Regions from separate parts of the Homo sapiens genome. Here region 1 is linked to region 2. A link is a contact called in ENCODE Hi-C or POLR2A ChIA-PET data. All regions are on one chromosome and are shown on one strand. The core of a region is the stretch at or near the end of the contact, and the rest is flanking DNA. Distances in the headings are between cores, read along the strand shown. Region 1 holds the start of NUP88 (nucleoporin 88). Region 2 holds the start of CHRNE (cholinergic receptor nicotinic epsilon subunit).

The links. Hi-C counts contacts between places; a loop is a spot of excess contacts on that map. ChIA-PET counts read pairs that join two places held with the same protein, here RNA polymerase II (POLR2A). Pooled maps may share reads with other maps.
Region 1: a pooled map shows a loop between it and region 2 (4-fold over the local background). The contact joins the promoter of NUP88 here to the promoter of CHRNE in region 2. A Hi-C loop is called at or near these places in 1 of 50 pooled maps. POLR2A ChIA-PET finds 5 or more read pairs at or near these places in 2 of 52 experiments (CD4-positive, alpha-beta T cell and activated CD8-positive, alpha-beta memory T cell).

Annotation. Positions count from the first base shown.
Region 1 is chr17:5,416,895-5,423,960 of GRCh38, reverse strand. NUP88 (nucleoporin 88) reads left to right here and starts at 4,299. Exons shown (of 17, transcript NM_002532.6): 1 at 4,299-4,607. The coding sequence starts at 4,311. It overlaps RPAIN (RPA interacting protein), which reads right to left and starts at 3,779. Exons shown (of 7, transcript NM_001033002.4): 1 at 3,670-3,779; 2 at 2,495-2,665; 3 at 1,132-1,192. The coding sequence starts at 3,750. RefSeq lists enhancers at 3,508-3,727, 3,738-3,857, 3,587-4,124, 4,125-4,662, 4,298-4,937.
Region 2 is chr17:4,901,848-4,908,118 of GRCh38, reverse strand. CHRNE (cholinergic receptor nicotinic epsilon subunit) reads left to right here and starts at 5,021. Exons shown (of 12, transcript NM_000080.4): 1 at 5,021-5,101; 2 at 5,356-5,498; 3 at 5,625-5,669; 4 at 5,793-5,902; 5 at 6,032-6,187. The coding sequence starts at 5,056. It overlaps C17orf107 (chromosome 17 open reading frame 107), which reads right to left. Exons shown (of 3, transcript NM_001145536.2): 3 at 5,185-6,271. RefSeq lists enhancers at 1-270, 4,617-4,836, 5,026-5,667, 5,668-6,271 and a silencer at 4,191-4,485.

The DNA of each region.
Region 1 (7,066 bases), core at 3,050-5,549, 520 kb before region 2:
TTATCATCTTTAGCTAAAAAAAAAAAATTAATAAAAAAAAATTAGCCAGGGGTGGTGGCACACGCCTATGATCCCAGCTATTCAGAAGGCTGAGGTGGGAAGATCGCTTAAGCCCAGGAGGTCAAGGCTGCAGTGGGCCGTGATCACGCCACTGCATTCCAGCCTGGGCAGAGACCCTGTCTCAAAAAAAACAAAAACAAAAACCAAACAAGGCCTAATCAAATCAGGGCTACATGGAATAAATGACTTAACTATATAAGGTACAAAATTATGCTCTCTACACCATGCTATGGACACCTCCCTCAAGGAGTGGATGCTCACAGGCCCTGGGGAGTTAATAGAGAATGTGGCACTTAAAATGAATAGGGCAAGGGATCAGACCATGCACTATCACTGTATCCTGTAAAATGGCAGGTTTACTTTTTTTTATTTTATTTTTTAAAGTGACAGGGTCTCCCTCTGTCAGCCAGGCTGGAGTGAGGTGGTAAAATTATAGCTCACTGTAACCTTAAACTCTTGGGTTCAAGTGATCCTCCTGCCTAAGCCTTCTGGCTGAGGGAGGCTACAAGTATTTGCTACCACACCCAGATAATTTTTTTTTTTTTTTTTTTACTTCTGTAGAGACAGGATCTTGTTATGTTGCCCATGCTGGTCTTGAACTGGCCTCAAGCAATACTCCTGCCTCAGCCTCTCAAAATGCTGGGATTACAGGCATAAGCCACCACCCTCAGTGAACTATTAACCCATTAATAGAGAGGCAGGATGGTAGAAGAAACATGGGAACTGGATTCATACAACTGATTTTGCTTCCCATCTCCTCCACTTACTAGCTGTATGACCTGCACGAGAACACCAACCACCTTCTGTTCTAATACTACTATCTTACAGGGCAGTCACATGGAGAAAACAGCATCATTAAATGAGAAGTTCTTAGCACAAGGTCTAGCACCCTGGAGACCCTTATTATTGAGAAGCTAGACAGCCAAGATGTCAGAGTACAAAAGGAGTCTTTTGGACACTTGACTGATGGAGGTAGACAAAGGGGACTTATAAACTAATCCTGATTGGAGGAAAGGTCACAGTATTCCAGTAGCTAAATACAGGTAAGGAAGGACTACCACTAGGGGTTACCTTGGTTGATCAGCTCCTGTTGAATTTCCTCCAGCACAGCCATGTCTATCAGCTCCTCCAGCTGGAAGAGAAAGGAGCGGCATCAGAAGTTTGAAGTATTAATCACCAACCAAGCCCCACAGTGATTCATACTTGGAGGCTGGCTTGAAGAACCCAGATTTATTGGACAAAATCAGTCCAGTCCTCCTGCAGAATATGCTGACAGTGGGGTAATGCTGTCATGCTGACAAGCCATCAACAAATGATCCAACTATCCAGTGACAAAATAATGGTACCCAATTTTGGAGAGACGATATAGGGTAGCAGTTAGGTACATATTCTTCCAAGGCTACGTAACCACATGAAAAGTTCCTAATCTCTGCAAATCTCAGTTTTGGCCTCTGTAAAGTGGGAATAAAATCTATCTAAGAGGGTTACTGTGAGTACTAGTTGTGGTGATATAAGGCAAACATTGGTGTACTGCAGGACACACAAAAGCCACTGAATAATGCATCATTATTACACAGGGTGTTGATGGTTTCAAACAGTTGCCCACATTTTCTTACACAGTCCTTACAATGCTGAAAACATTATCTTCTCATTTTATAAATGTGAAAACTAAACCTCAAAGAGGCAAACTGAAGTTAACAGTCAATAGCCAAACCAGGATTTGAATTCTGGAACTCCTGACTTCGAATCCAGTGTTCTTCCTGATACACTATAAATGGTTTTCCCTTCCACACATGGCTGCCAACGTTGGCTGAGATTAGAATCGGAAAGTTTCTGGAGACCTTTTTAGAAAGAGATTCCTGACGTGGGCAGATCACTAGAGGTCAGGCGTTCAAGACCAGCCTGGCCAACATGGTGAAACCCCATCCCTGCTAAAACAGAAACAAAATTAGCCGGGCATGGTGGCACACATCTGTAATCCCAGCTACTTGGGAGGCTGAGACAGGAGAATCGTTTGAACCCAGGAGGTGGAGGTTGCAGTGAGCCGAGATCTTGCCACTGCACTCCAGCCTGGGCGACAGAGCAAGACAGAAAAAAAAAAAGAGCGAGAGAGAGGGAGAGAAAGAGATTCCTAGCCTATGCCTACTGAATCATAATTTCCAAGGGTGGAGGCAAGAAATGAAATTTCTTTCTTTTTAGTTTCATAAATGATGATGTTGCAGTGATGAGCAGGTCTACGGTCTGGTATTTCAGACCATTTCATCTAGACAAGTCTAACATTAAGTGTAGAAAAGCCTGGGTTAAAGGCTGTTGAATTCTAAATGGGGTTAGGGGAATGGTGGGTTTAGAGGACTCAAGTAAACAAATAAAAGAGGACACGAGCCGTTCTTGGTGGTGCAGTCCCCCTCCCTGAAAACACATAGCCCAGCCTGACCTGAGCCAAGTCTTCTGGACAATTCTCCACTGACTGCAAAGCATTCCACTCTTCTTCCATCACCTCTTGAACTAGAAAGCTGTTCTGAGAATTCCCTGGCCCACTGCTTCCAGCCTGGCGGTACCTGTTTAGGAGCCTGTCCCGGCTGTTTCTCATTCTCTCCAGGCATCTCTGGGAAAAAAGAGCAAGATTGGGGGGGAAAAAAAAAGCATTTCTATTTTTAAAAAACACTCTTACATTAGTTGAGAAAACATTAAAGAAAGTTTATAGACACAAAATTTCAATGATAATACTAACTAGTGTTACTTTTGCATATTCCTCTGTAGAGATACATAAAATTACAATGCTTTGTACACGTATTTACAAAGAACCATATTTTTTATTCTAGCTTGCCAGTTTCCTTAATGGTTGTGTGCATAATATCTCAGCATCCAATGTCCTATTACAGAACATTTATATTCCTTCCAAATTCTTGCTACTCTAGATATGGCTGGGTAACGGCCTTCCTGCACAGCAGCGTTTCTGAACTCAGGGAGGTTTTGTCCCCCAAGGAACATTTGGCAATGCTTGGAGACATTTCTGGTTGTCACAATTCTAGTTATAGGACTATTAGCATCTAGTGGGTGGAGGCCCGAGACGTGGCTTAAACAACCCTCCACAACATATAAATATCTCCCTCAAAATGTCCATTGTCAAGGCTGAGAAACTCTGCTGTATCTGCTATCTTTCTTGCGTCGGGTTACTTTCTTGGACATTACTTACTAATAACCACACTGTGTTCAGAAGAGGCCAGAACTGAGGTGGAGCCCTCTTCTAAGCCTCATTTTACTACTCTCTAGAATAGAAATCATCTCTATCTCACAAGACGAACGTAGACAAAGTGCCTCTCTCGGTGGCCACCTCCGCAGCAACAGTAGGTAGTGTTATTGCAGAGGTGCAAACGGTGATGTCCTGACCACAATTTAAATTCAAAACAAAATCGAATCCAAAAACAAGGCTTTCTAGGACTTGACCGACCCGGGCTAATCCCACACTCTACAGTCAGCAGGCCTGGGTTTGACCAGACCAGGCGCGCTGCGGCACCTGCTCCACGGAGCAGGGCTAAGGCGAAGGCAGGGAAGACGGCGGTCACCGGGACGATCTAGGGTAGACCACTGCACAAACCCCATACCCACCTGCCGGAAAGCCTCTTTCCAAGGCGGCGAGCCCACCAGTTTGTACAGGGAGCGGCGCGGAGACCTCAACGACTCCGCCATCTCCTCTTCGCGGGAGACAAAGCCACAAGACCCGTTCCCTGGAGGCGCGCACAGACCCCTGGGAGGTGTACTTTCCGGGTGCAGACCGCGAATGGATCGCAGCGTATTCTGGGAAGTGTTGTTTTATCGACCGGCCCCACGTGGAGACAGATTTAGGCATCCAAGCGAAATGCGTGAGGCCAGCCCGACCTGCACTGAGGGAGGTAAGTCTTGAGGGAAAGTTCTGGATGCCTGGGTTTACCCAGATGGAGGTGTCCAATAGGCAATTAGATACACAAGTCTCAGGCTCTCCCCAGGTGCTAGATTTCCAGCAGCACCACCATTATGTTGACTTCTCGTCCCGCCCCCTTGGGCTTCAGAAATAATGGTGATTGGCTTTCCCTTGGTGACGCCCCTGCTTGGTGGGCTGGCCTCGCCTTCGCCCCCCGACCTGGCACGAGCCTCTCGAGCTTCCGGGCCGTCTGCTCGGTGATTGGCCGAAACAGTGAGTGGACGGCCGCGGATTGGCTGTGCTCAGCGGCGGGCTGAGCAACTGGAGTGAGGGGAGCAGTTGGGCCAAGATGGCGGCCGCCGAGGGACCGGTGGGCGACGGCGAGCTGTGGCAGACCTGGCTTCCTAACCACGTCGTGTTCTTGCGGCTCCGGGAGGGACTGAAAAACCAGAGTCCAACCGAAGCTGAGAAACCAGCTTCTTCGTCGTTGCCTTCGTCGCCGCCGCCGCAGTTGCTGACGAGAAACGTGGTCTTTGGCCTCGGCGGAGAGCTTTTCCTGTGGGACGGAGAAGACAGCTCCTTCTTAGTCGTTCGCCTTCGGGGCCCCAGCGGCGGCGGCGAAGAGCCCGCCCTGTCCCAGTACCAGGTAATGCCAGGCCGATCTTGGAAGTGACCCTCACCGGGATCGGAACCAGTCTTTTTTGTTCCTTGCTCCTCTTGGCTGTTTTTCATCTTGTGGCAGGCGTTCCAGCGGATTGACTCCGACGCTGCCATACGCGGTCGCGGGGACTCAGGCTCTCTCGATGCTTACGGCCTGGAGGCCTGGGAGGAAGGAAAGGGTCATTGAATATTCAATAAAAATACTAGTGACGGATGAGTGCTCTGGAGAAAAACAAAGCGGGCTAAAGGGGTTGAGAACGAGTGGGCGGAGTTGCTATTTTTAGTTTCGTCGAGAGAAACCTGTTTCCTGATGTGACGCTTATAATAGGTTAGATCGTAACTTTCTCTTGCGTTGTGCACAGCAAGTCAGGTTGCAGGTTTCAAAGCACCACGCTTCATGCTTGACATGGAGGAGGAAGTCTCTGTTAATTCTTACCCCCGTAACGCCCGCTTTAGAAAATAAAGCCATACCCAAAATGGGGATTTTTGTTTTTGATTAGCCGACAGCATGTGAAAATGGGTGTGATCCAGAAAGTATTACACACTTGCCGTGGTCAAATATTGGTTTATGGAAATGTTTATTTGTAATACACAGATTCTCTTAAAGATGAAAAAGAGCTTGGTACTCATTCTAAGGTATGACATCTGTTGTGTGCCCGGTCCAATTCTTGTTACCGAGAAGTGATTTAATTTTAATAAGACGCTAGCAATGCTTCTGCAGTTTTGAAAATAGGGCAGGAGTCTACAGTCTACTTATTTACCCAATTTCAGTTAAAAAGAATTATGAAGGCCGGGCGCGGTGGCTCACGCCTGCAGTCCCAACACTGGGAGGCAGAGGCAGGTGGATCACCTGAAGTCAGGAATTCGAGACCAGCCTGGCCAACATGGTGAAACCCCGTCTCTACTAAAAATACAAAAATTAGCCAGGTGTAGTGGCGCGCCCTTGTAATCCCAGCTACTCAGGTGCCTGAGGCAGGAGAATCGCTTGAACCTGGGAGGAGGAGGTTGCAGTGAGCTGAGATCACGCCCCTGCACTACAGCCTGGGCAACAGAGCAAGACTGTGTCTCAAAAAATAATAATAATTACCAAATGTGCAGCACGCAGTATTCTAATAACATTCTATACTGCTGTGTAGCATTTGACATAATCATAACTTAATTATTTATAATTATTTTGTGTCTTTTTTTTTTTTTTGAGATGGAGTTTCGCTCTTGTTGCCCAGGCTGGAGTGCAATGGCGCCATCTCGGCTCACCGCAACCTCCACCTTCCAGTTTCAAGCGATTCTTCTGCCTCAGCCCCCCCCGCGAGTAGCTGGGATTACAGGTATCTGCCACCACGCCCGACTAATTTTTGTGTTTTTAGTAGAGACGGGGTTTCGCCATGTTGGCCAGGCTGGTCTTGAACTCCTGACCTCGTGATCTGCTGGCTTTGGCCTCCCAAAGTGTTGGGATTACAGGCGTGAGCCACTGCGCCCGGCTGTTTTTGTTTTGTTTTGTTTTGAGGCAGGATCTCGCTCTGTTGCCCAGGCTGGAGTGCAGTGGTGCAATCTCAGCTAACTGCAACCTCCACCTCATGGATTCAAGCGATTCTCCTGCCTCAGCCTCTTGAGTAGTTGGGATTACAGGCCCACTCCACCGTACCCGGCTACTTTTTGTATTTTTAGTGGAGACGGGGTTTCACCATGTTAACCAGGCTGATCTGGAACTCCTGGCCTCAGGTGATCCACCCGTCTTGGCCTCCCAAAGTGCTGGCATTTCAGCCGTGAGCCATGGCACTCTGCCTCTGTCTTCTTTTCTAGACTGTAAGCTCCAAGGCAGGGGCTGGGTCTGCCCTTGTCATTTTTTAAAAACGTATTTTATTTTTTATTTTTGAAATGGGGTCTTTCTCTGTTGCCCAGGCTGGAGTGCAGTGGTGTGATCACGGCTCATTGGAGCCTCTACTGTCAGGGGTCGAGTGATCCTCCCACCTCAGCGCCTGGAAGTAGCTGGGACTACAGGCATGTGCCACCACGCCTGGCTATTTACTTATTTTTGTATGTCCAGCATACAGAAATGCTGGAGTGCCCAGAATTTATAAGCTTTCAGTAAATATTGGTGACTATCTCAATAACCTTCACTCCTCCAAAATCTCAAAACCTTAGAGATGGGGAAGAAAGCAGCTTATCATGAGTTGTAACTTTGGATGTTAAAAGCAAGCATGAGTAAGCTGGGTGTGGTAGCTGTAGCCTATAATCAGCACTTTAGGAGGCCAAGGTGGAGGCAGGTGGATCTTGTGAGCACGGGAACAGGTGTTCAGACCAGCCTGGGCAACATGACGAAACCCCCATCTCTACAAAAAAAACCTTTTTAATTAGCTGGGAGTGATGGTGCACACCTGTAGTCCCAGCTCCTCTGGAAGCTGAGGTGGGGAGGACACTTGAACCCCCATAGTAAAGTCTGCAGTG
Region 2 (6,271 bases), core at 3,772-6,271:
GCTCACCGCAACCTCTGACTGCCTGGTTCAAGGGGATTCTCCTGCCTCAGCCTCCCGAGTAGCTGGGATTACAGGTGTAATCCCCTGGCTAATTTTTTGTATCTTTAGTAGAGACGGGGTTTCACCATGTTGATCAGGCTGGTCCCAAACTACTGACCTCGTGATCCGCCCGCCTCGGCCTCCCAAAGTGCTGGGATTACTGGTGTGAGCCACCGTGCCCGACTAAGTTTTCTATTTTTAGTAGAGACAGGGTTTCACCATGTGGGTCAGGCTGGTCTTGAACTCCTGATCTCAAGTGATCCACCTGCCTTGGCTGCCCAAAGTGCTGGGATTACAGGCACGAGCCACCTCACCCAGCCCACTATTGCATTTTCTATGTTGTGGGGTGTGTGTGTGATGTATTGTTTATACATGATGTAGTTGTGGTGCTTAAGTTGAGGATTTAGCCCATCATTTGGAGAATGGATGGAAATCAGACCTGAGTGAAACTACTTAGAGCAGGGGACACTGGACTCTGGGCTGAGAGTGTTTTTTTTTTTTTTTTTTTTTTTTGAGACTGAGTCTTGCTCTGTCACCAGGCTGGAGTGCAGTGGCGTGATCTTGGCTCACTGCAAGCTCCGCCTCCCGGGTTCACGCCATTCTCCTGCCTCAGCCTCCCGAGTAGCTGGGACTACAGGCGCCCGCCACCATGCCCGGCTAATTTTTTTTTTTTAATTTTTAGTAGACACGGGGTTTCACCATGCTAGCCAGGATGGTCTTGATCTCCTGACCTCGTGATCCGCCCGCCTCGGCCTCCCGAAGTGCAGGGATTACAGGCGTGAGCCCCCGCGCCCGGCCCGGAGTGTTTTCTTGAAGGACCCTTGCCATAATCACTTTTTTTTTTAATTCCCCCAATCATTTATCCTTTAAGTTACCAACCATGCAATTACACTCTTAAGTTTTTTTTAACATGTACAATGAAATTATTATTGACTACAGTCACTCTGTTGTGCTATCAAATAGTAGGTCTTATTCTATTTTTTTTGTACCCATTAACCATCCCCACCATCCACCTACCTGCCCACTACCCTTCCCAGCCTCTGGTAACCATCCTTCTACTCTCTATGTCCATGAGGTCAATTGTTTTGATTTTTAACTCCCACAAATAAGTGAGAACATGCAATGATTGTCTTTCTGTGCCTGGCTTATTTCACCTAACATAATGATCTCCAGTTCCATTCATGTTGTTGCAAATGACAGGATCTCATCCTTTTTTATGGGTGAATGGTGCTCCATTGTGTATATGTACCACATTTGCTTTATCCATTCATCTGTGTTTTTCTTTTTTCTTTTTTTTTTAAACAGTTTTCTCTCTTGTTTCCCAGGCTAGGATGCAGTGGCATGATCTTGGCTCACCATTCATCTGTTTTTTAAAATTTTATTTATTTATTTACAGATGAGGTCTCACTATATTGCCCAGGCTGGTCTTGAACTCCCAGGCTCAAGCAATTCTCCTACCTCAGCCTCCCAGTGATGACCAATGATGCTGAGCACGTTTTCTTATACCTGTTTGGCATTTGTGTGTCTTATTTTGAGAAGCGTCTATTCAAATCTTCTGCCCTCTTTTTGATCAGATTATTAGATTTTTTTTCTCATAATCACTTTTTGAAGCAAGATTTCAAGTTTGAATCCTGCTGGGGAGGATAGAGTGAATTTATATTAACTGTATTAATTTATGTATATTTCATATATTTGTATATATTTCAGCTCTAGCAGTGAGAATGGCATCCTGGCAGGCCGTTTTGGGAGCTAAACATATAGGAGAAGTGGGCTGGGTTGCTAGAGGGTGAATTACCAGACATGTGGTGTCAGGGCCTGCCACACCCACTATCCATCCTAAACAAGGCAGTCTTAGGCCAACCCCATGATCCTTCTTCAGTGTTGGCACCCCAAGCCCTCAGAGCATCAGGCAGTAGCAACGGGAACAAAAGTGCTGCCTCTGCAGAGAGAAGCCAAGAAGTTGGTCTGGGGCTAAGACCATGGTGAAATGATGCACAGGTGACGAGAAAGCAGAAACTACACAGTAGAAAGGGGACATGCAAAGTAGGGGGAATGGGCAGTGCTGACGAAGTGAGAGGAGCAGAGAGCGGACAGAGCGGCAGAGACAGATCAGGAGACAGGCTCTGGAGCTGCCTTGGCCTCTGACACTGGTCTAGTAAGTTCCAGTCCATGTGCAAGACTACAGGAAACCTAGGAGAAACTTCATTTTTTTGTTTTTTGAGATGGAGTCTCACTCTGTCACCCGGGCTGGAGTGCAGTGGCACGATCTCGGCTCACTGCAACCTCCGTCTCCCAGGTTCAAGTGATTCTCCTGCCTCAGCCTCCCGAGTAGCTGGGATTACAGGTGCCAGCCACCACACCCAGCTAATTTTTGTGTTTTTAGTAGAGATGGGGTTTCACCATGTTGGCCAGACTGGTCTCGAACTCTTGACCTCAGGTGGTCCACCTGCCTTGGCCTCCCAAAGTGCTGGGATTACAGGTGTTGAGCCACCGCATCCAGCCGGAAACTTCATTTTTTTGAGATAGGGTCTCGCTTGTCACCCAGGCTGGAGTGTAGTGTGATCGTAGCTCACTGTGTCCTTGATCTCTTAGGGTCAAGCAATCCTCCCGCCTCAGCCTCCTAAGTAGCTGGGACTACAGGCATGCACCATGATGCCTGGCTAATATTTTTTGTTGTTGTTTATTTATTTTTGTAGAGATGGGGGGTCTCACTGTGTTGCCCAGGCTGGTCTTGAACTCCTGGGCTCAAGTGATGCTCCAGCCTCAGCCTCCCAAATAGTTAGGATTACAGGCATGAGCCACTGTGCCTGGCCAAAACCTTGCTTTTCTGACAGATCTGATTCACCCTAGCTACAGATTCTATAGCACCTGTTTATTTTTATGCTTCTCATAGTCTGGCATCACTGGCTGTTGATAGGTCTCTGTCATTAGATGATAACTCCTTGAGGCTTGTTTTATCCATCTCAATAACCGTAGCACTCGGCCCTGTAAGGGGGAACTTTGTAGGTGTCCACTGATGTTTGAATAAATATTTGCATTTATCACAATTCTTGTCCCAAGCCTTGACGCGGAAGCTCTGGAATAAGCAGCAGCACAGATTTGAGACTTAGTCCATGTACCAGCCACATGCAAAGAGGTAAGCTGGGTCAAAGAGACCCAGAAAGGGAGTCTGAAATGGAAATCGTGGGGTTGATAAGGCAGCAGTGGAAACAGAGGCTTTACACAAGTGTGGGAAATGGACTAGGAGGACACTCTGTTATTTGATGTGTCCTCGCTTGTAACATGGAGGTGATTATGACCTACCTCATAGGTGGGGGAAGGAGACCCAAAGGTGATGGACCCGAAAGTGTTTTGTGAAGGGTAAAATAAACACAGGTGTGCGAGATCAATAGAGTTGATTGATAAGTCTCATGCATTATTGCCAATCTACTTGTGTGACCCTGGATCCCGACCTTAGCATCCCCTTTCATGTATTCAGGACAGTGATCATTGCTTTGCTGGACTGCTGTGAGGAAATGAGATGTAAGCAGAAAATATGCTTAGGCCAGCCCCTCCTACCTCACGAGGAACACCTGGACAGTTTCCTAAAAATACAGATTCCTGGCACCCTAGTCCCGAAATCATAATTCTCTGGGAATGGAGCCTAGGAATCTGAATTTAAAATAAGCACCCCTCCAGGTGATTAGAATGGTTCAAGAAGGCTTTAAAAAACACTGAGGCCGGGCGTGGTGGCTCACACCTGTAATCCTAACCCTTTGGGAAGCTGAGGCAGGAGGATCGCTTTAGCCCAGGAGTTTGAGAGCCGCAGTGAACTATGGTGGTGCCACTGTACTCCTGTCTGGGTGACAGAGTGAGATCCTGTCCCCCCACCCCCTGCAAAAAACAAAAAACAAAAAAAGAAACAGAAAAACAAAAAACATCGAGGCTGGGCGCGGTGGCTCACGCCTATAATCCCAGCACTTTGGGAGGCCCAGGTAGGTGGCTCACGAGGTCAGGAGATCGAGACCATCCTGGCTAACATGGTGAAACCCCATCTCTACTAAAAAATACAAAAATTAGCCGGGCATGGTGGCATGCGCCTGTAGTCCCAGCTACTCCAGAGGTTGAGGCAGGAGAATCGCTTGAACCCGGGAGGCGGAGGTTGCAGTGAGCCGAGATCATGCCACTGCACTCCAGTCTGGGCGCCAGAGCGAGACTTGGTCTCAAAAAAATTTTTTTTAAAAAGGAACATCAAAAGGATCTATTAAGGTGTCATCAGGTGTGTGTGTATGTGTGCACGTGTGTGTTTAGGAGAGTAGGATGGGAAGACGGTACTATCATCTGTGACCACAAGGTGGCAGCAGGGATAGACAAGGAGAAACAAGTCTCCCACCCAGAGGGGCTGGGCATGGGCAAACCTGGCGATCAGGTTGTGGAAGGAGGTGGGTCCTTTACATGATCTCCTTTGCTAGATGGAATCTCTGTACCGCAGGGCTAATCCCCTGTGACCACCTGTCTCTTTATCAGGTCTTTATGGAGACTGTTTTTTGCCACTCTGTCGGCAAGAAAGGCATTGTGAGCTTGGGTGGTGATAGTGTGTGTTCCACATGGGTGAGAATGGGAGGCAAGGGGTGTGTCACATCCCCAGATGTGTTCATCAGTCAGGGTCACCTACACAGGGCAGCTTACTCAAAGGACAACAGTGCCTGCTGAAAGCAGTGTCTCCCACCCCCTGCTACTAGAATTGTGGTTGCAGGTGCCTCTCAGGAGACGCCCACATCTGTGGCTGGGGAGTTGGCCAAATACCAGGCAAAGGACGCTGGGCTGGGGCGGGGCAGGGGCAGGAAACACAGGATGGGGCAGCTGCCTCTGGAAGCAGCCAAAATGTCCCCAGCTGCAGCAGGGGTGAGCAGAGGATTAGGTGACAGTCCCCTAACAGCCCGGAACTAACACCCTCCTCCCCCTCACACAGGCACCCTGGCATGCCCCCTCCAAGCCTGCCAGAGCTCAGAATAACCCTGAGAACCACGCAGCAGGATGGCAAGGGCTCCGCTTGGGGTCCTGCTCCTCTTGGGGCTTCTCGGTACGGACAGGGGCTAGAGGGGCAATTGGACACACACAGATACTGACATGAAGGGACTGGGAAGACAAAGACAGAGACCAAGATGGAGACTTAGACACAGTATTTCGTTCCCAGGCACAGCATAATTGGTTTAGGAGACAGATACTGATAGTACACAGCCTCAGAGGCCTGTGAGGACCCAGGGGAGGCAGAGGGGAGAGAGGTGCTCCAGCCTCTTCATTGCCAATGACCCTTCCTTCTTGACCCCATCGCAGGCAGGGGTGTGGGGAAGAACGAGGAACTGCGTCTTTATCACCATCTCTTCAACAACTATGACCCAGGAAGCCGGCCAGTGCGGGAGCCTGAGGATACTGTCACCATCAGCCTCAAGGTCACCCTGACGAATCTCATCTCACTGGTAAGCTACCCCCACCCTCATCTTAAGCCAAAAATCCCACTTCTGGCCCCAACCGCTGAGCTCTGTCCTAAAGCTCACTTCTGGCCCTGAAATCTCACTTCAATCATCCCCATCTCCCATCTGCAGAATGAAAAAGAGGAGACTCTCACCACTAGCGTCTGGATTGGAATCGTGAGTCAAATCTGGGGAATGGTGTGAGGTCTTGTCCAGGGCACCCCTTTTCCCCCAAACCCCTCCCAGGCAGCGCCAGGTGGGAGATGCAGGGCACGCGGCCTTCCATCCCCCACCCCTTAGGATTGGCAGGATTACCGACTCAACTACAGCAAGGACGACTTTGGGGGTATAGAAACCCTGCGAGTCCCTTCAGAACTCGTGTGGCTGCCAGAGATTGTGCTGGAAAACAAGTGAGAACCGGGCCAGACGCCAGGCTGGAGGGAAGCCGGCCTGGGGTGCGGGCTGGACTTGGTTGGGGAAGGGGGTACTCTGAGAGGGTGCAGACCTGTGCAAAAAGCTCGGTTTCCCCGAGCCCACAGTATTGATGGCCAGTTCGGAGTGGCCTACGACGCCAACGTGCTCGTCTACGAGGGCGGCTCCGTGACGTGGCTGCCTCCGGCCATCTACCGCAGCGTCTGCGCAGTGGAGGTCACCTACTTCCCCTTCGATTGGCAGAACTGTTCGCTTATTTTCCGGTGGGAAGAGCTACTCCGAGGCCCGGACGATTATTGTTGGGGGGGGGCCTTATGGGGCGGGGCCAACCGGGAAGCACCGCCCTC